2 separate regions of the Mus musculus genome follow, and region 1 is linked to region 2. Evidence: chromatin loops called from intact Hi-C (ENCODE). Cell type or tissue: left cerebral cortex. All regions are shown on one strand. Links, peaks and the distances in the headings refer to the core of each region. The heading gives the core; the rest is flanking DNA. Region 1 overlaps Gm38712 (a long non-coding RNA gene). Region 2 overlaps Gm27008 (a long non-coding RNA gene).

The links. Hi-C counts contacts between places; a loop is a spot of excess contacts. Peaks named below come from ENCODE experiments on the same cell type or tissue, not always from the same donor. Only the 100,000 strongest peaks of a DNase experiment are listed, where the experiment ranks them.
Region 1: it touches region 2 in a loop (9-fold over the local background); 20 of 42 quality-filtered maps call a loop at or near these places.

Annotation. Positions count from the first base shown.
Region 1 is chr3:107,075,378-107,086,404 of GRCm38, reverse strand. The region is part of intron 2 of Gm38712 (a long non-coding RNA gene); the gene reads left to right. Among named protein-coding and RNA genes, the nearest start is that of Gm38712, 12 kb to the left of the region's middle. In left cerebral cortex, for the core only: a CTCF peak has its summit at 4,887 (motif pointing right); a DNase peak (open chromatin) is centred at 4,887.
Region 2 is chr3:106,930,368-106,941,394 of GRCm38, reverse strand. Gm27008 (a long non-coding RNA gene) reads left to right here. Exons shown (of 6, transcript XR_867553.3): 3 at 298-658; 4 at 2,387-2,433. Among named protein-coding and RNA genes, the nearest start is that of Gm27008, 46 kb to the left of the region's middle. In left cerebral cortex, for the core only: no CTCF peak of the experiment used is centred there; a DNase peak (open chromatin) is centred at 5,171; H3K27ac peaks cover 569 bases.

The DNA.
Region 1 (11,027 bases), core at 1,352-9,351, 150 kb before region 2:
AGACTCAAAGATGCTCTGGTCTGGATGCTCAAAGGTCAACCAGCCTCAGCTATTCAGCACAGCAGCCTCAACAAGAAGAGTCTCTTGCCTCAATCAGGTGGTTAACAAAAACCAACTCTCAAAAAGTTGTCCTCTGACCTCCATGTCTGTGCCACGACATGTGCACACATGTATAATAAAGAGGCACATAATAATATAAAAATAATATTTAAAAATTAAGAGTATTTCTGTTTTATATAGGAAAGTGTTCTAGATATATGATAAAGCAAATAAAAGGAACACAAAGACAATATATTTAGTATGTTACTTTTGTGGCATAAAAATCAGAAGAATGAAAAAATATATTTGATTATATCTGCATAAAGAAATATACTAGAATAATACATAAGACTAAATCTCAGTGGTTTCCTACAGGGACTATGGAGTTGGAGTTGAGAGAGCAGGATGTGATGAAAAATCTCAACACATTCTAAGACTGTTATTTTTATTTTAATCTGTGTAAAATATTACTATTCAAAACAAAATTAAACAGTCCATCATAAACATCTGTTCAGAAGCACATATGCATACACATGCATGTGCATGCCTGCTCCCACCCAGAGAAATGTCCTTCCCATTGTTTATGGGATCAAGTACAAACTCCCAAAGGTAGTTAGTTGGGAGTTTAGGCATCACATGGGCCAGGCCTTTTCTGACGACCAAAGACCATGCTGGTCTTTGACCTTTCTATCTCTCTGAGTGGAACATTCACTTTTTGCTACTTACTCAATAATTTCAAGACCCTCTTTCTGCTTCTCTTGTGAGGTTTATAGTAAGGAGTGTGGTGATAATGATGATAGTAATATTACAGTCTACCTGTGTGCTACTACTTCATAAAATGCATCTTGCATTGAATCTAATGGTCCCACCCACTATATGAAAGAAAAGTCACACACACAAGGAGCTGAGGCTAGAAGAGGTGACTCCGATGGTGCAGCATGGGATCTTGATATTTAGAGTCACAGATGTATGACCTAGAATTTCACCTCAGCTCCTTCCTGGCTCTGTGGCCCTGAGGAGTCTCATCATCTAAGAACCCTTAACCTAATCATCAATAGTGTGGTAACAATAAAAATGCCTCCCACATAAGGCTGCTCATAATCTAGGAGGCACAGGAAGTGAAAAGTGCTCAATGATTATCTGGGCAGAAAGTTCTGGTGTCTCTCAATCCTACCTACTGCCTGTACTGAAGCATTCCTCCTTTGAAATGCAAAGGCCCAACTACCTAAGGCTCTTGGGTCACTAACACCATGTCAAATGAGGTCTTATCATCCTCATCTATCTCAATTGTCTTTATTTTCACAACTAGATCACAAGTTTTCCTGAGAAAGGAGCAGCTCCTGGGGCTCTCTTTACCCTTTATTGAATTTGGTTCTCAATATGCTCAACAAATATATGTTGTTTAACTAAGTCCTGGAGCAAACGGGTATGAAAGGAACATAAAAGCAAACAAACAAAATGACAACAAAATCCAACCAACCAAACCAAACCAACAACAACAAAATCCACCCAGAGAAGAAATCTAAAATAAAACAAGAGATGTCTGAAGGCCAATTTAGTTATAAAACCCAAGCATGACAGGCTTGTATTGAGGAAGTGAGAGGGGCAGAAGCTCATATGACGTGGACAGGAAGTGAAATGACAAGAGGGAGATGTGGGCAAAGAGTATTGAAAGTCATGTAATGTGATTAGGAAAACATTCATATTTAGAGGAAACACTCGGAGGCAATACTGAGTCTATCTCTATCTATCTATCTATCTATCTATCTATCTATCTATCTATCTATCTATCTATCTATCTATCTATCTATCTACCTATCCACCCATCTATGGAATAGATGATTGAGACAAGGTTAAAAGACCCCGATAGTTCCCAAGTATCTTAGGCAGTTTGGTAGGAACAAGGTACTATTCATGAGTCATGAAAGAGCCATAAGCCGGTCCTCCATGCTGATCTACTTTGGCCGTCTTTGGATTTGGGGTTAACTTCCAATTTGAACTTTTAAAAAAGAAGGACCAACAGGAAGGAGTCTACAGTCAAGAGGGTGGAGAAGGAAATGTTCTCCATCCTCTTCTATGTTCACCTCAGAGATTCCACACACTTTTGAAGTTTCTACTCCACATTCATGTTCACTAGTTTCTATTCAGGACATGTTTTCTATGGGAGAAATGAGAGAGGCTGCCTCTTCTTTCCCCAGACTATGAACTTTGTGAGAGCAGAAACCCAAATTCTTCATCTCACTGCTGCTTGATGGGAGCCTGACAGAACATATGGTCCTTAAACATTTGTTGGCCAAGCTCTTTCTGTAGAGAACTGGACAAAAGGCAATGACTTAGAAGAGGTTTTATTGGATGTCCTGTTGTGGAATTTTCACCATGCCCCGGTCTTCTCCATTCTATCCATGAGGATGCTTCATTCTACATCCTAGCCACAAGGATTCACCTGCATATGGTAGATCTCTTCCTTCCAGGCACACCCTCAAGAGGTGTTTAAAGTAGGAGCAAAGTCAGTGCTAAGTGGTTGTTTACTGAACAATCTGACATAAAAGTCCATCATGCCATGGACTGCTTCAAACCTCAACAGAGTTGATTTTCCTGGGGGACACGAGGGACCCCTTTGAAGTCAGAGAGAGCCCTTTACAATAGGACTTGATGTATGCTTTTAAAACTTGAATTAGAGTTGGTCCATCTCCCTGTATGCCTGTGAGGACCTTCAAAGATAGCTTCCAGATATGTCTGCAATTTATTTTCTTAAGGGAATTTAAAAATTCTTGGTGCCCAGGACAACTTTTATATCAATTAAGCCAAAATAGCTAGGCGGGAGAGCCTGACATTGGTGATGTTTCAAAGTTCCCCATAATCCCAAGCAATCCCTGGTGACCTCAAGATCATAAGTGATCCTCAACCAGAGATTTCTAGAGGCTTCTAATGGTCTCAAGGTCTTCTGGACACAAGATTCCCCAACGAACACTCAATTTTGGAAACTATTGTTTTGGGAAATACATTTTTATTATTGAAGTAGCATAAGGCTCCTTAAATCAAAAGATTATCAGAGACACCTAAGCCTCCACCATGATGCAAGTGGAGATTTAACTATGAAGTATCTGTAAAAATGAAGCATCTGGTGTGAGGGCTGGGATGTGTTCAGGTGCTTCAGTGTCTGTTGATGCTCCTGAGCATCTGTTCTTCAGCATAACACCTTTCTCTCTCTTCTGTGGGTTTAATTAGTATTGCAGTTATTTGTTGCCACCACAAAGGTTTGGACCACAAGGACAGTGAATGTCTGATCCACAGTAGATGAATGACATGATTGTGATTTAAATGTCTATGCATTTGTGTGACAGATTTTCCTGGGAGAAGCAACACACACAATCTATTCACCCCAGATAGGGAGCCCATGACAGACCAAAGTATAGATACCACCAAAGTCTAACTTGCTGGGCCAATACGTTTTATCAGGGTCAGTTACGGGAGTGTAGGGTTACCTTCCTGTGCAGAAATAATGCAAAGACAGTTGCATCATCAAAGCCCACCCCAGCATAGGAGACAGCTCACAAAAGCTGGGAATCTAGAGCACACTATACAGCCTGCAGACAGTGTACGAGCTTGGAGAGTGTCCTTTCCAGGTGACACTTCCAGGCAGCTGGTCTTTTGTTTCTTCTAGGCAGGTTAGCTGGTCTCTGAATCTTTCAAGCAGCTTGGTTGGCCCTTACTTTTTCCAGGCTTGTTTCAGAATAGCTCACAGTGGTCTTTACTGCTTTTACACTCTTGGGGAGAGAAGAGTCTAGTGAATCTGCTCAGTTTCAGGGACTTCCTAAAGCTATTTTGAGCTATTTACTTCCTGTTTTAACAGGCTTCTCTGTAGGATGGAATGTGCCGCCCCCCCCCAACCTCAGAACATTCCATTATTTCATCTCCTTGTAAAACATCCAGTACCAAAAATATCCTGTTGTTTTACTTTTCCTTTACATCCAAAGTCTTACAACTTTCCCTTTAATGTCTATAGATCCTGCCAAGAGGAAACTACTATATATACCATGAGGTCACTCATTAGTTCATGCATTAGCTCAGTGGATGATGATAATCACAGAAAGATACAATAATCATAAAGGACTTAGGAAGAAAGAAAAAAACCAGATACCACAAAAATAGGATTAAAAGTAGAAAAAGTCAAAGTTGAAGGAAAAAAAGTAGTATATATTTCTATTCACATAGTTTAGGGGTCAATGAGTCATGTTGCTTTTATACTCCTACAGATGGGACAGTTAGTTAACTTCTTTAAGTACTGTATACTTCACTTTTTCCTGCTAAGACACTTATTACAATAAGACCAATTTTCACACTATCACCTGAATCTCTCTTTCTTCATCCAAGTTTTGTTTCTGGTAGAGCAAACTCTCCTTGGGAATGCAGCCCAACATATTATAGATAGTTGATAAATATTTAAAAAGTGACTTGATGATTTCTAATGGTTCTTAGTTTCTTCTGTTAAAAACATCATCTTTATTTCAAGATCGCAATGAGGACAAGACTCAGTGAAACATGTAAGCATCTAGCGCATGACAGACAGGTAACACGGTAAAACCCAGCGCTATGATGGAGGAAAACAACACACACAAATATCTGTTCTGCTCTATTTTTCTGCTATGTGCTGGGGGGAAAGAGGGCAGACGAATGTGCAATATGTTGTAACTTTTAGAAAAGAGTAGGGTTGGAGATGCCATCAACTTCCTTGAAACCCTTCTCCCAAATCATAGGAGCTCCAACATCCACTCACACCACTATCTGACCACGCACCAGGTAGCCAGACTGAACCATTAAGGCTCATATTCCAATCAACCACCAGATGGCAACAAAAACACCACTGACCGACTGGCCAAAAAACCAGCCAAGGTTTTTTTTTTCAGGGTTTCTGAAAAAAAAACAAAAGGGGAAGAAAGGCTCTTAGCACATGGACTCAAGCCTTGTTTTTCTGTTTGAAGATAACATAATGCTTTGAGATAGGCACCTTCATTTCTATTTCCAACCACTAGTTAACCCCTACCCTGGGGTCACTCCAGCACTAAAGGGCCCTCATTCAGCATCTTTGTCAGAGCATCTGGGGTGCTCTTCCTTACTCTTCCTTACTCGACTATTCACTTAAAAGACGCCCCACATTGCTTTGGTGGCAGCTCAGAATTCCTTGTCTAACCTTGAAGCTGCCCTCCCTACCTAAACTTGAATCCTTCCTTATTCTTATTCATCTCAACAATGGAGGGATTTGCTTTCGCTCCTGACTTGGCTCATGTCAAGTTTACACATACACATCCATGCTCACACTCACTCTCCCCTTTTCCTCACCACCACAAAGAAAAACCCTAGCAGAAAGGTTTACAGTTTGACTCCGGATGAGGTCTAACTCCCCCTCCGCCCCCAAAGCTAGATTTCTTGATAAGTGCTTACAGCTAAGTTTCAGTTCAGGGCATCTGCATAATACTTTATCTTCAGGGGTTTCCAGTCACACAAGCATGGGAGGGGAGAAATAGAATATGTATTTTTTTGTCCTTTTTAACTCCATGGCTGTACCCTACACTTATTATATTCTTACTGATGGGCTTAAGGGAGAAAGAAGCAAGTGTGTAAATGGGGACAATGTGACATTCCCTGCCTCTGAGGCTCCCTGGGGAACAGGAAATGAAGAAGGGCACCAACAAAGCCAAACACCCAAGAGAATTCTTTATTTTTTTATTTTTTGGGAATGCAGCAACTTTTGAGACTTACTGGGAAAACACAGTTCCTCCCTCCCTCCCTCCCTCCCTCCCTCCCTCCCTCCCTCCCTCCCTCCCTCCCACCCTCCCTCCTCTTCTTCCTCCCTCCTCTTCTTCCTCCCTCTTTACCTCCTCTCCTCTCCTCTCCTCTCCTCTCCTCTCCTCTCCTCTCCTCTCCTCTCCTCTCCTCTCCTCTCCTCTCCTCTCCTCTCCTCTCCTCTCCTCTCCTCCCCTCTCCTCCCCTCTCCTCCCCTCTCCTCCCCTCTCCTCCCCTCTCCTCCCCTCTCCTCCCCTCTCCTCCCCTCTCCTCCCCTCTCCTCCCCTCTCCTCCCCTCTCCTCCCCTCTCCTTCCTCTCCTCCCCTCTCCTTCCTTCCTTCCTTCCTTCCTTCCTTCCTTCCTTCCTTCCTTCCTTCCTTTCTTCCTTCCTCCATTTATTCACATGTGTATTGAGCACTACTGGCCTGTGGATACTGAGTCTCAAACACAGATAAGACCAAGTGCCAGTCTTCAGGACTTAATGGATGAGACAGGCCAGTATATAGTCAATATGGCTCAGAAGTGTAGACTGTAGTAAAGACATGCAGAAGAGGGACTGTGTCCACAGGTTTTTGCAGTGGGCCTAGGAGTACTGAAGGACTAGGAGGAGATAGTGAGCCATGCACAGTTGGGAAGAAAAACCATCACTATGAAAACATGGAGGGACATCAGTGAGGGAATTTATTACAGTTGGAGAAAAATTGAGGAAGGATGAAGAGAGAGTATGGGGAGCTAGCTCTTCCGGATCAGCAAGGAAGGTTTTCCTAAGGTTGTTTGGACTTTCCTTTGGTGGTAGGGACATTTTAAAGAGTTTAAACGGGTGAGAATCATGATTGATTTTTCTTAAGAAAGATACCTCAGCAGTTGGGGGCATGTGACTATGGTTGTTAGGGACTAGGAGTTATACAATTTCCTGATAGGCAGACAGACAGGGAGAGCAGACCAAAGATAGATAACAAAGATAGGAAACTTCTGGCTTCTTCCTTACTCGTTGGGCATGGGACAGAGGCCTGCTATTCTCCTTATCCTCCTGACAGAAAGGCACGCCTGAAGGCTTACTAGTCTGACAACTTCAAGACTGGGTCCAGGAAACATTCACCTGAAGTTGTTGGCTCACTCATCAGCTTCTCTTCGTTCAAACTGACCAATCATAGATTAGGGGAAGACTCTTCAAAGATCCTGAACCCCCCAGGTCACTATGAGGGGTCAGATTTCAGGCTCCAGAGCTCCCTTTCTGCTTTGCAAAGGGGTTTCCTCTCTGTGCCTTGCTGAGTGTGTTTCCCCATCCCTAGGAAGTCTTTCTTCCTGGTTAATAATATCTGCTGTGTTTGAGATTTTTCCTGCTGCTAGTTGTTGCACTCAAGATTTTTCCATGCACTTTAATTCTTTAACTGGCAGAGAAAATAAACCTGATTAACACTCCTAGATTGTAACATTTGGATGGGCAAAAGGTTAACACCAGAGGTGGGGAACTTATTGCAGTGGTCCAGGCAGAGACCAGGGTATTAGCTATACAGTCTATAGGCTCTATAATCCAAGCAGACTGATGGAGCCTAGGAGTTGGTGGGCTAGATGATTGGAAAATTCAGAGGGATTCTGATATTCCTGTCTACAGCTCAGGACAGGCCTAGGCTGGATCTGCAAGGAGATCTGGAGGTCAGTGCAGACAATGCCTCTGTGGCAGGAAATTAATTGAGGCCTAGGAGCTAATAAAAGGGAAGAGAAAGACATGAGAACATATCAGGGCCAGGAAGAGAACAAGATGTCAAAGGCAAAGAAAGGATGGGCAAGAGGATAAACCTCAGAAGGAGAGATGTGGTCCTTCAGGTGGTGCTTGGCTGGAGTAACCGTAGTAAAGGGTTATATGAGTTAGACATTTAGCAAGAAAACATCTCAAGCAATGGCCAAAGGCTCTAAACTATCTATTTACAGGAACGGAAACAGGCAGAGGCTGGTAGTCTGGGAACTGAGAGTGTTCTATGTGGGGAGGGCATCAGCAAGGTACCAGCTATCAAGTATGTGGGGCATGAGAAGCAGGAAAGCTTACAGGCAGGGGTGAAGGTGGGTTACTGGTTGTATAATTGTCAGGGAGTAACACGTCCTCATCTTGACTTGGTTAATTGCAGGCATGAGGCCCTGGAGTGTTCCTAAAGGCCTCTGCCCTCCTACTCCAGTCCATCCTCCTTTTCTGTGTCTCAGTGTCAACCACCCAAAGTCCCTTCTGATGGCATTCCAGCCCTTCCTGCTGATGAGCACAGTTGTCAGAGCTGCAGAGGAAATGCTGAGCCCCACGTGTCAAGTGGCTTAGACTCAGCCTGACAGAACTGTGGATCATAGAAGGCTTTCCAGCCTGGAGTTTCCATTCTCTAACCACCCTGATGTTTTGCTATGCTGAGATTGAGGAATGAGTGAGCAGCTCTGAGAGGAGGCTTTGCTATATTCTGGATGCTAAAGATTGAGCAGGAGATGATTTGGGAAGCTGCTTGATCTAGGTCGGCCTTTGGCCAACTGAGTTAGAGTGGTTTGACTAAGGAAGTGACTGTGCCAAAATGGAATGAATCTAATATGCGCAGTCTTTCTCTTCCAACTCTTAACAACAGCCCAATATAACATGCATAGATGTTATAGCTCATAAAAGCTAACTTTTCTTTTAGTTACGGTTTCATTGCTATAAAGGAAACTCATATAAAGGCAAACTTAATTGTGACTGGCTTAAAATTTCAGAGAGGTTTAGCCCATAATGACCATAGTGGGTAGCATGACAGTGTGCAGACAGACATGATACTGGAAGAGTCAGGAGTTCTACATCTTGATCCAATGACAGCCAGGAGGAGACTCTCTTCTGCACTGGGCAGAGCTTGAACACTAGGAGCCATCAAAGCCAGCATACACAGTGACACACTTCCCCAAACAAGGCCACACCTATTCCAACAAGCCACACCTCCTAATAGTGCCACTTCCTATGGGTCAAGCATATTCAAACCACTGCACTTTATAAAATTATTTTTTTATTATGTTGATTTTAAAAACCCCAACATGTTCACCATATGCTCTTGGGGAATCCCTACCATGTTCTACGAGCCTCATCTTCCACTGGGGTCGAAGCAGAGTGTTGGATTTTAACCATTGCAAATTATGCCTCCATAATTTGCTAGAAGAGTGCTATGTGCGGAGTTAAGGGGAACATTGCAGATGTTGCCTGAATCTGCTATGGTGCTGATATGAGGCTCTATCCTTGGGTGTGCACAGATGTTATGCTTTTGTATGAGATGAGGAATATGCTTTCTAGCACAGTGTTTGTGTCTGTGTTCTGGCCTACCCTGACCCTGCAAGTTTGGCTTGTCTATCAGGTTTTACTTATCTTTGTATGTTGAATGTAGGGTGTCTCTAGTGGGTAGCTTATCTTCTGAATTGCTCTGTCAGTTTTGATGCCTAAATACTTGGTGGGTACACAGCATCTCTGGATACCTCTGTACTGTATGCCGTGATTGGTGGGTGTTCTTTGGTGGTAGTGGCAATGCTCTCTACCAAATTTGGCTGGACTAAAATGGTTTTGATGGGCTCAGCTTTTCCCAGGACCTTTGGTGATGAATCACATCCTGAGTTTGAGTGGACAGGCAAGTCCTGTAGCCAGGCCAGGACCTGTTTTTTGTCACCTAGCACCATCTGGGAGCCCTGTCTCAGGCATGGCAGCTGGGATGGATCACTTGGCCACCAGCAGGCCTCCCAGCTGGGACCGTTCTGAGAACCTGTGCTAGAGAAACTACATCTGTGATTCACCACTCAGGGGGAAAACCCAGCTACTGGGTGCAGCCTCAGCCGCAGTAGCTACGGAGAAGGGCCCAGAAGTAACTGCAAAGAGAAGATAGGCCACTTAGGCTTTCTCAGTTTCTATAGATGCATGGCATATTTTCAGTTTCCCCATTTCACAAAGGAAGCTGAAAGAAAGAGCTAGAACCTTTCAGCAAAGAGTAGAGCTCATAACTGTGGAGGGTAAAGCTTTTGGGCTGAGTCCTCAGAGTTACTCCTCAGACCCTCTGGAGCTGGCCCATTGGTGACTATCACCACACTCATGGTCCTCACATGGTGTTTTCACTTTGTTTTTGGTCCTCACAGGCAGCTACAGCCACGTTTATTGTCTGCACATACTATTTTGTGAACACTGAAAATTTTACACTCAGGAAATGGATCTTTACACTGGACCCATGGAAGATATCCTCTAAATATTAGAAAAGAGGCACCAGAAAGAGAATGGAACTTGCTTCATAACTCAGAACTTTGGATTCTTTGACCACGGGTTATCTTCTCTGAGGCAGTATTTAGCCAGGTGAGGTCTGCAAGTCACAGATGTTAAAGAATGACCTCGGGGCAGTCCCTGCAGGGATTCTAGTGAATAGGAAAGCTTTTCAAGACCATGGTGGGAAGGTATGGTAGCTGCCATATTATTCCTCATTAAGTGACACTGATGAGAGTGAGACACCTCTGTCTGGGTGGGCTAGGGGACTCTAAATGCCTTCACCTAAACTGAGGTAAATCCTTGCTGCTAAGGAAGCTCAGTGACATTGGTTCTGCTGTTGGATGAGTCCTCATAGCCTGGGAGTCCCTCTTAATCTGCACAGACCAAGTGTGAAAGGTAAGGCCCAAGCAGTGGACCTTGGTAATCCTGTGATCAGGCTGGAATGTGTTGGAGCATGCATGCATGCAATAAAGGGGCCAGAGTAGCAAAGTCTACAGGATAAGAACAGGAAGATGGTGTTGTGTGATCCTTGTAGCCGTAAGTGGTAGAACTGAAACCAGTAGATGGAAATCTCAGAGGGAAAAATTGTGATTCATCAGTGTCTTAGTCAGGGTTTCTATTCCCACACAAACATCATGACCAAGAAGCAAGTTGGGGAGGAAAGGGTTTATTCAGCTTACACTTTCCACATTGCTGTTGATCACCAAAGGAAGACAGGATTGGAACTCAAGCAGGTCAGGAAGCAGGAGCTGATGCAGAGGCCATGGAGGGATGTTGCTTACTGGCTTGCTTCACCTAGCTTGCTCAGCTTGCTTTCTTATAGAAGCCAGGAGTACTAGCCCAGGGATGGCATCACCCATAATGGGCCCTCCCACCTTGAACACTAATTGAGAAAATGCCTTACAGATGGATCTCATGGGGACATTTCCTCGAGGGAGACTCCTTTCTCTGTGATAACTCCAGCTTG
Region 2 (11,027 bases), core at 1,876-9,875:
ACTTTGGTCTTCATGCTTACAATGCAACTGCTTTGCCTGCTCAGCTAGCTCCCCATTCCTGATAGCCTTTTTCAAACCATATATATATGTATATATATATGTGTGTGTGTGTGTGCATATATATATATATATATATACATATGTATGTATATATATGAATAACACTTGAGTATTGTGCAGTGTGCAGCTCTAGAAGGGTACAATTCTAATTCCAGGCCACTATCTCTGACTTGCAATGGTTCCATCATGTAACAGTGATACTTATTTAAATAAAAACTGTACTTTGATCTTTTCTAGGTCCACTGATAGGACAATTTCTTGAGATGCTGGGCAGCAGCCACGAGTTGAAGCTCCCTATCATTCTCCATCATAGGTGATGGATGGGTACTCAGCCATGTACCATAGTACATGACACCAGTATTTTTGAATATTTTGACTTCTGTTTTAACATACCACCATGTCTAAAAATTATTCACCTGTGCATATACATGAGATATTCACCACTTTGTTGTGAAAGTGACTGACTCTGTGTTAGATGATTTCATCCAACTACAGGCTAATTCAGATATTCTGAAGTTCATCTTCCTAAGTGCCTTAAAGGTACTCTGGCTGAAGATGTTTTCAAGCTTCGATGGATTAACTTGGATTCAACCTTCGTGTAAGTCACTGAGCAACTGTGCTTCATGCTTCTTCAAATTGAGGTTTCTATTAATTTCCAGGCTTATGGAGTATCTTTGCCTCTTAGGGACAAGACCAGGGGTGGGGCAGATTACTGTGAATGGAGTTTATTCTATAGACTTTTCAAAACATGCTTTCATTGTTTGTCTCTTACACATATGTGTTTAATATGCATTAGAGATCTAAAATTAAAAGGGGAGAGGATTTGAGATGCACATTTGAGATAGACTCATTAAGATTTGGCAACCTATGAGAGACAGATAAAAAGGAGAAAGCAGAGAATATTCTGCTAAGTAAAGAAGAAACGAAACCAAACCAAACCACTACTAAGACAATGACAAATCCCGTAAACAGAAGAAATTAGTGCCATAGAAGTAAAAAAAATACATGACACAATTTCCAGAGCACATGGTGGACAATAGTGCCACTTGCTGGTAAGTGGGGAATTATACAAGCCTTGGGTTTCAGAGCCACAGTTCCTAATGGCTGCTTTCTCACCAAAAGGATGAGAATCGCTTTTGCTGCTGTTTTTATAAAATACAGTGACATCCTTGATGGAGTAAGATGCCATTTTCAATATTATATATTAGAAATATTCTCATGAAATTAATGAGTATTGTCCAAAGAAAAGGTTATGCTATTGAAAATAACTTTTGTTTTCAAAATTATAAGTTATTTCCATGGTCCTGGGAAAGATAGCTTTTCTTTTAAATTTGAAGAAGGTCAGGTGACACTTTCTTGACAGAGAGATGGATCTTGGATTTTAGGATCTGTTTTTGGAGAATCCCAGGCAAATTCTCTAGCCCAGAAGGGTAGCCACATGAGACTACAATAGACAGATCAGCCTTCTTCCAGCTGCCAGACTCAAGCTGCACAAGAAGGCTCTTCCCCTGGAGTAGATAGACAGTGGAGGCCTGAAAGTGATGTTCCTCACCTAGTCCAGGAGGACTTCCCAGAAACCACAAACCACATCCTGAGTCTCAACCCAAGAAGAGACAGAGATGACAGGAAGGAGAAACAGTCTGGATGGAATGTGGTCCAATTTTATTACTGTCTGACTGTCTTTTACTCTAGTTCAATGAAGGAAGCCTCCCACAGAAATCTATCTCTGATAGATCATGGACCTGTGGAGGAACCCCCTAGTGACTCCTGCCTGGTATCTTCAGTCCCAAAGGAATGCCTCAACCTTTACTACCATTTGGTTTCATGGAATTTACTAATAATGACAAGTCAGACAGCAGATCAATAGACAATAGTCAGTTGTTGTGCGACAGGAGTGGGGTTCTGAGAAGCATACCCTTACATAATTTTGTAAGTAAGTGACTATCACAGATACCTAGACAGTTAGCCCATTGCATACCTAGCCCTTCAGGCATCTGCTCCTTAATTGAGAAGTCTCATGCATGCTACAGATTTCTTCGGGAAAGCAATCTACTCTCACAAGCAACTTATCTAGAGTGTCCCAGAATTCTTAGCTGTTTTCACATCAACTCACAGAATAAATAATGAGTCCAGAATTACTTAAACCTCCAGATTGCAGACGTCAGGCCCACCCTTTCTCTCAACATTGAAAGCAAACTCTGCCATTGTCATTGATGGTCTCAGTGCTGATGTAGCTCAGTGCCTGATCTTCAACTCAGGTCACCAGAAGTTATTCCACATACAATATGGGCTCTTCTTGAAACTGTTTTTGTTTCCTTGCCTTCAGTGACTTCACAGCTTCTGACATCTAGCAATTATTCTTCAAGATCACAGGTAAGTGGGACATGCCTGATGAGAGAGAAATAACCATCATTGATTTTTGTGCTTTGTGGTCCCTAGTCATTTCTAATTCTGTTTCTAGGCCAATCACTCACCATTACTGACAAAATTAACAGTAGATCCTGTTCAATTAGAGGCCAGAGTGAACCAAGCACATGATTATGTCAAACATACAAGAAAGAGATGCTGAAGCTGTGAAGAATGAGCACTTTTCTTTCTATTAATAGGAGTATACTCTAAGACTAAAAAAATACAGTAGAAGAAATACAACTCAGTAGCAGTCACTTATTATAATTGTTAAGGATTGTATACACTATATAATTATATGAGGCTGGTGGCACAGTAACACAAATTACACATCCAGCAACACCTTAAATAAACAGGTGACTAATGCATCACATTACAGTGTGATGTCACTATGATTATGTCATCACTAGAGGCATATTTTAGTTTAAGTATAATATGGGCACTGACATGTGACCTATCATTGATTTAAATGTTGTAATGTGATATATGATTGTTTTGTATTTGTTGACTTTCCTGCTGAGATGGGAAGGTGTCCTAGGACTTGGAAGTCTAGGAATCACACAGCTCAGAGATGGGTAGGTATCCAAGTGGAAGGGCATCCTGAGACACAGGAGCCCAAGAACCATATAGCTCTGAGGAAGCCTCCTCAGCAGAGGTGTTGTAGCTCCCAGGGGACAGTATCCCCAGCTGAGCTGAGGAGCTCAGGGGTCTCAGCCTTGCTCTGCCTTTCCCATTCTTCCCTTTTTATCTTCATTGCTTTCTGTCTTCTTCTGATGAGAGAGTCATACCAGGCAGCACATCTCATAAAAGAGATTTATTGTAGGGTCCAGGGTCTGGAGGGACAAATCCAGGAGTGGCTCCTGGGAGGGAGCAGGCAGCTTCAGGGAACTGCACAAAGGGCAGTGCTTATATAGAGGATCTTGGGGATGGAGCTTTCTAGGGTGGAGATTTCCAGGGTGAGAATTAGTAGAATTTTAAGTCCTGAGCTTGGAGAAGCTCAGGGATTGGTAGCTTCTGCTTGGACTTTTCTGAATGTCTGGAAATGATCATTGTGACAGTTATAAAGACTGGAAAAGTCTTTATGACAGTTAAGGATGTCATGGGAGGAGACTGGCTGCTGGAGTTCTTCAGGTAGAGGCCTGGAAACTTTCTTGCTTTGAGATTTTACAATGTTTACAAAGGGAGCTCACAGAGGGAAATCCTTCCCTGCCTCTTGAGTGGCATTAACAGTCAACAGTAATACTTGTTCTTCTCTCAACATTTCACTTAGAAATCCATTTACACACACACACACACACACACATACACACACACACACACACACACACACACAGACACACACACACAGACACACACACACACACACACACATACACACACACACACACACAGAGAGAGAGAGAGAGAGAGAGAGAGAGAGAGAGAGAGAGAGAGAGAGAGGTATATATGTGCATGTATCTAACTATGTATGATCTTTTCTTCTTTGGACCATCATAGCCTCTAACTTTTATTTAGAGTCTAAATGAACAGGATCCATTAATGTCAATAAGAGCCACATTGAGGCATTGGTTCTCTTTCCCCTCTTTGTTCCAATGCAGGTACCAAGGCAGGGATGTGGAAACTACAAAGGAAGAAACCAGTGAGGCAGTTAGGGATGCTGTACTGCAAACATCTCGACAGGCTTGATTTGAGGCACAGTGGCTCATGCCTTTAATTCCAGCACTTGAGGCAGAGGCACATGGATCCCTGTAAGTTCAAAGCCAGACTGGTCTACACTCAGAGAGTGAGAATTCCAAGACAGCTATCTCTAAATAGACTTTGTAACAGAAAAAAAGTAAACTTGCTCTCTTCAGAGTTTCTGGGCATTTTCAAATTTTTATTTCTCCTCCTCCTCCTCCTCCTCCTCCTCCTCCTCCTCCTCCTCCTCCTCCTCCTCCTCCTCCTCCTCCTCCTCTTCCTCCTCCTCCTCCTCCCCCTTCTCCTCCTCCTCTTCTTCATCCTCCTCCTCCTCTTCCTCCTCTTCCTCCTCCTCCTCTCCCCCTACCCTCCTTCTACTCCTCTTTTTCTTTTTCTCCTCCTCCTTCTCCTCCTCCTTCTATTCTTCTCCACCTCCTTCTCCTCCTTCTCTTCCTTCTCCTCATCCTCCATGAATTGCTCCAGTTTTCTTGGCAAATTTCTGCTCTTTCTTCATGATTTTGATTAGCTGACACTGTCCGTGAGAAGCATTCTTTCAATTAGTTAGACAGTAAGCCTGGGGGCAAGATGAACATTCCTTTGGGAACGTGATTATACTCCTCATGTATACATAGGAAGAAGGCATTTTGAATCAGCTCAAATATGCATCAAAGGAAGAACTATGGAGTAGCCACAGCTCCCCACTCTTCAGGAGAAGGATTTTGGGGGTCACTAATTGGCTGGTCAAGGACTCAGTGTCATTGATCACATTGACAACAAATAATCAGAGGGAAAAAAAAAGAAATAAAGAAAGGGGCAATCAGCCTCAATAGGATACTGTGTCACTTCTACCATTTGGCTATTGACACTTATGAATTTTGAATACTCTGAGATGAAGACATGTAGATTCCATCCACCTTCTGGGTACTATAAATAATTCTGCTATGAGCATGCAAATACAAGTGTCAGCTTGAGCCTCTGAATTCTGGTTATTCTGGGTATACACTCAGAAATAGATGGATCATATGGTAATTCTATTTTTATTTTTTAAGGATATGCTGTTCTGTTTTCTATAGCATTTATACCATTTTAAATCCCCATCAACAGAGGAAATGTGCTCCAATTTCTTCACATCCTCACTGACATGTTTTCCCTCTTTTCATTTTTTTCCCAACCCCTTTAGATTTTTTTTTCTATCGGAAAGGGCTTGCTGAGAAAGTCCAGGCCAGTTTCAAACTTAGAATCTTCCTGCCTCTGTCTCCCAAATTTGGGATTAGAGAACTGTGATTCCCATGAGATTTTCTAAGGGTGACACAAACTATCTAAACTCTGTCCCTGAAGCAAGAGAAAACAAGTGTGCCTCATAGGCCCCTGGCAGGTTTCATTCCCCGAGGTTTGCTCAATAGCCTCCAGTAAAAGAAAAGTACTTGTTGTGCCTCCAGATTCGAAGAGGGTTAGGGTGGATGCTGCAGTGAGTAGGGAGGGGCCCCTAGTCATGAGAAGTCTTCATTTAGGAGCCCTCTATTCTCCTAGATTGTCCTCTGTGACCTTCTGTGTATGTCCAGACAGGGGTCACAGAAATCATTCAAAATTACTGTTCACTTTCCTCCTTTGGAAGTTCTACTCAGAGAGTCTGATATGCACTCTAGAATGCAAAGTCTATTCATAGCAGTCAGGGCCTTGGTAGGTAAACATAGAATGAGATAGCTACACTTAAGAAATATAAGACAAGACAATATCTGTTGTTTTACTCCCTGGACCACCCGCTTCCCAACCATACTCACCCATGGGAGTTGGGGATGAGTTGGGGGTTTGGGATGAGGTGGGGATTGGGGATGAGGTGGCATAGAATCAACAGCTCAGACTCTGGGAGGAGGTAAGAATGCTGCAGCAAGCTCATTTATTAATTCTTGGGGAGTGCCATTTATATACTCCATCCACATCCCATTGGTCCTAAGCAAGTGTTTCCTCCAAGTGGCAGCTTTTGATTGACTATCATTGTCTGTGTCACCAATTTCTGGGCTCTCAGGCAGACTTCAGTTTGGCCTTCCCATGGAAGTTGCCGCCATGTTTATGCCGAAAAGGTCATCATCTTGTCAGTGAGGCCTGCAGTTCCTCCTACATTTCTGCTCTTTTGTTTTTAGATTTTGGCAGCCTAGTGGGAGCCAGGATGCCACTGCCTCAACATTGTTGACCCCACCTTAGAAGATTCAAAGTATACTGAACTGTGCCTGTCTTAGGCTGTCCTGTCTTCCAGGATCTTACCCATCATTGACTACCATTCCTCAAAGAGACATCATTCCAGAGACATGTCACTGGAAGGGGTGATGAGAAACATCCTACATGGTGGTTTCATGGATCTCTGCTACACAGACTTTGATCACTTCCTTAAGGGTGCCATGATTGGTATTCTCAAGAGCCATCAGCACCTGGAGGGTCACCTTATTTATGGAGCTCTGCCTGGAAATATGCTGGACAAAACACTTAAGCAAAGTAATTATTAGTATAACAGTTCCTCCCATCATAGCATAAGTGGATATCCAGGAGGGATCAAACAGCCTTTTATTATTGTCCCATGCTTTCCCTAAAACCCTGGCATCCAGGAATACTCTGGCCACATTGAGGTTGGCTATGTTCTCCCTTAGCAGCACAGAATAGTTAAGGAAATTGTCTGACCCGGTACCTTCAAGATATTGGACCAACTGCTGTCAAGCTTCACTGCTGTTTTGTACCTGATAAGGGGTTAGGGAGATTGAGTGAAACTGGGTATTGCAGACCAATAGAGATATTTCCCTAACATTGGCCAACTCATCTGTCAGTAAGTCAATTTGTTGTTGTAACATGTAAATGGCGTAATAAAGATATTGACTTAGTACCTCCTGTACCTGTAGCCCCTAGCCTGACATAGAAATTACTGTATTGACAATATCCACCATCATGTCTGTCTGGATTAAAGCAATGGCAGCTGTTGTTTCCCCCAGAAATGTCTGCAATGATGGCTGCAATGATGACAGCCATAATACCATTGAGAAGTTATTGGATCCTTCCATCTGACCAACAAGAGGGGGTGCCCCTCAGCAAAAACACCCAATGTTTATAAACAGGGCTCAGCCCTTTCTCATGGAAGGAGAAAAAAATTCACATGAAACATGACCGCCAGCAATGCAAGATTCAGATCTCTTTTGGATTTCAAGGAGGTGAATGAAAGCTTCCTTCAACTTGCTCTGCATGCAGACAGACTTTGAGCTCAGAGATCTGCCTGCCTCTGTAAAAACAATTAGCTTAGTTGGGTGGGATCCCACCCTGAGATCACCACTCCCTCACTTCCTAGTGCCACTTTATTACTTAAACCATGAGCCTTGTATTTTTTTTAACTATTCCTTTTCCTTTACTCACTCATTAATACTATATTTCAGGTCTGTGAAACCACTCATAATTTATATTGCATCCTTATATTTTACATAGTTGAGAAACATGTTTATATTCTTGAATCTCATGTTTTCAGAGTTTTTTCACAGCCTTAAAGGCTGTCCTGAAGGTCACATCATTACCATTTTGCTGAGGAAAATTAGACATACTCTTGCCTCCCAGAATTGTGCTGTGTCTGATTATTATGGGGTCATTAATCTTTGCATAGAGAACATTTCCTGATAACCTTGGCAAGGAAAGCATTCCTCAAAGGAAGAACATGAAGTAAAATATATACATTATTATATAAACAAGCCTTATGGATACAGAAACCACCAACATTTGAGGAGACTTATACCCTGTTGACTCTACTCCACGGGTGGGAACTGTGTCACACCATCCCTTCTGTGGTCATGCCTGACCAAACAGATGTGCGATTTAAACTTTAGCAATGTTTCTTTTACAAAAATGGGTGCCCTTGTGTTTGAAGCATAAGTGTTCAGAATTGAGATATCATCTTGGTAGATTTTTCCTTTGATGAGTATGAAATGTCCTTCCCTGTTTCTTTTGATTAAAAGTCTATTTTATTAGATATTATCATGGCTATTCCAGATTGCTTCTTGGGGCCGTTAGCTTGGAAAACTTTTTCCAGCCCTTTACTCTGAGGTGATATCTATCTTTATTGTATTTCTTTGTTCCTTCCTTCCTTCCTTCCTTCCTTCCTTCCTTCCTTCCTTCCTTCCTTCCTTCCTCCTTTCTTTCTTTCTTTCTTTCTTTCTTTCTTTCTTTCTTTCTTTCTTTCTTTCTTTCTTTCTTTCTTTCTTTCTTTCTTTCTTTCTTTCTTATTGGATATTTTATTTACATTCAAATGTTATCCCCTTTCTGGGTCCCCCCAACCCCCAGAAACTCTCTATCCCATTCTCCATCCCCCTGCTTCTATGAGGGTGTTCATCCACACACTCCCACCTCCTCTCCCTCAATTTCCCTACACTGGGGCATCTATCGAGCCTTCATAGGACCAAGGACCTCTCCTCCCATTGATATATGACCAAGCATCCTCTACAATGTGTGCAGCTAGAGCCATGTGTACTCCTTTATTGATTGCTTAGTCCCTGGGAGTTCTGGGGTGCAGGGGTTGGTGGTGGTGGTCTGGTTGGTTGATATGTTTTTCATCCTGTGAGGTTTCAATTCCCTTCAGCTCCTTCAGTCCTTTCTCTAACCCCTCTATTGGGGACCCCAAGGTCAGTCCAATGGTTGTCTGCAAGCCTGATATGGACTTTCAGGAGACAGCCATATCAGGCTCCTTTCAGCATGCAATTCTTGGCATCCACAATAGTGTCTGGGTTTGGTAACAGTATATGGGATGAATCCCCCAGGTGGGACAGTCTCTGGATGGCTTTTCTTTCAGTATCTGCTCCACACTTTATATCCATATTTGCTCCTGTGAGTATTTTGTTCTCCTTTTAAGAAGGATCGAAGCACCCACACTTTGGTCTTCCTTCTTCTTGAGCTTCATGTGGTCTGTGAATTGTATCTTGGGTATTACAAACTTTTGGATTAATATCCACTTATCAGTGAGTACATAACATGTGTTTTTTGTTTTGTTTTGTTTTTTTTTTGGGGGGGGGTTTGCAATTGGGTTACCAGACTCAGGATGATATTTTCTAGTTCTGTCCATTTGCCTGAGAATTTCATGAATTCATCAATTTTAATAGCTGAATAGTACTCTACTGTGCAAACACACCATATTTTCTGTATCCATTCCTCGGTTGAAGGACATCTGGATTCTTTCCAGTTTCTGGATATTATGAATAAGGCTGCTATGAACATAGTGGAGCATGTGTTTTTATTACATGTTAGAACATCTTCTGGGTATATGCCCAGGACTGGTATGGCTAGGTCCTCAGGTAGTACTATGTCCAATTTTCTGAGGAACCACCAAACTGACTTCCAGAGTAGTTGTACCAGCTTGCAATCCCATAAGCAATGGAGGACTGTTGCTCTTTCTCCACATCCTTGCCAGCAACTGCTGTCACCTTGGTTTTTGATCTTAGCCATTCTGACTGGTGTGAGGTGGAATCTCAGGGTTGTTTTGATTTGCATTTTCCTGATGACTAAGGATGTTGAACATTTCTTTAGGTGCTTCTCAGCCATTCTGTATTCCTCAGTTGAAAATTCTTCATTTAGTTCTGTACCCCATTTTTTTAAAAAATAGGGTTATTTGGTTTTCTGTAGTCTAACTTCTTGAGTTCTTTGCTTATATTGGATATTAGCCCTCTATCAGTTGTAGGATTGGTAAAGATCATTTCCCAATCTGTTGTTTGTCTTTTGCTCTTATTGGCAGTATACTTTGCTTTACAGAAGCTTTGCAATCTTATGAGGTCCCATTTGTTGATTCTTGGTCTTACAGCACAAGCCATTAGTGTTCTGTTCAGGAATTTTTCCCCTGTTCCCATATCTTTGAGGCTCTTCCCCACTTTCTCCTCTATAAGTTTCAGTGTCTCTGATTTTATTTGGAATTCCTTTAACCACTTAGACTTGAGCTTTGTAGAAAAATATAAGAATGGATCAATTCGCATTCTTCTATATGCTAATTGCCAGTTGAGCCAGGACCATTTATTGAAAATGCTGTTGTTTTTCCACTGGACCATTTTAGCTCCTTTGTCAAAGGTCAAATGACCATAGGTGTATGGGATCATTTCTCAGTCTTCAATTCTATTCCACTAATCTATCTGTCTGTTGCTGTACCAGTACCATGCAGTTTTTATGACAATTTCTCTGTAGTACAGCATGAGGTCAGGGATTGTGATTCCATCAGAGTTTCTTTTATTGTTGAGAATACTTTTTGCTATCCTAGATTTTTTTTGTTATTCCAGATGAATTTGCAAATTGCCCTTTCTAACTCAGTGAAGAATTGAGTTGGAATTTTGATGGGGATTGTATTGAATCTGTAGATTGCTTTCAGCAAGATGGCCATTTTTACTATATTAATCCTGCCAATCCATGAGTATGGGAGATCTTTCCATATTCTGAGATCTTCTTTGACTTCTTTCTTCAGAGACTTGAAGTTCTTATCATATAGATCTTTCACTTACTTAGAGTCACACCAAGGTATTTTATATTATTTATGACTATTTTGAAAGGTGTTGTTTCCCTAATTTCTTTCTCAGCCTATTTATCGTTTGTGTAGAGAAAAGCCACTGATTTGTTTGAGTTAATTTTATATCCAGCTACTGCACTGAAGCTGTTCATCGGGTTTAGGAGTTCTCTGGTGGAATTTTTGGGGTCACTTAAATATATTATCTTATCATCTGAAAATAGTGATATTTTGACTTCTTTCTCACTAATTTGTATCCTTTGATCTCCTTTTGTTGTCTAATTGTTCTGAGTAGGACTTCAAGTGCTATATTGAATAGGTAGGGAGAGAGTGGGCAGCCTTGTCTAGTCCCTGATTTTACTGGGTTTCTCTCCATTTAGTT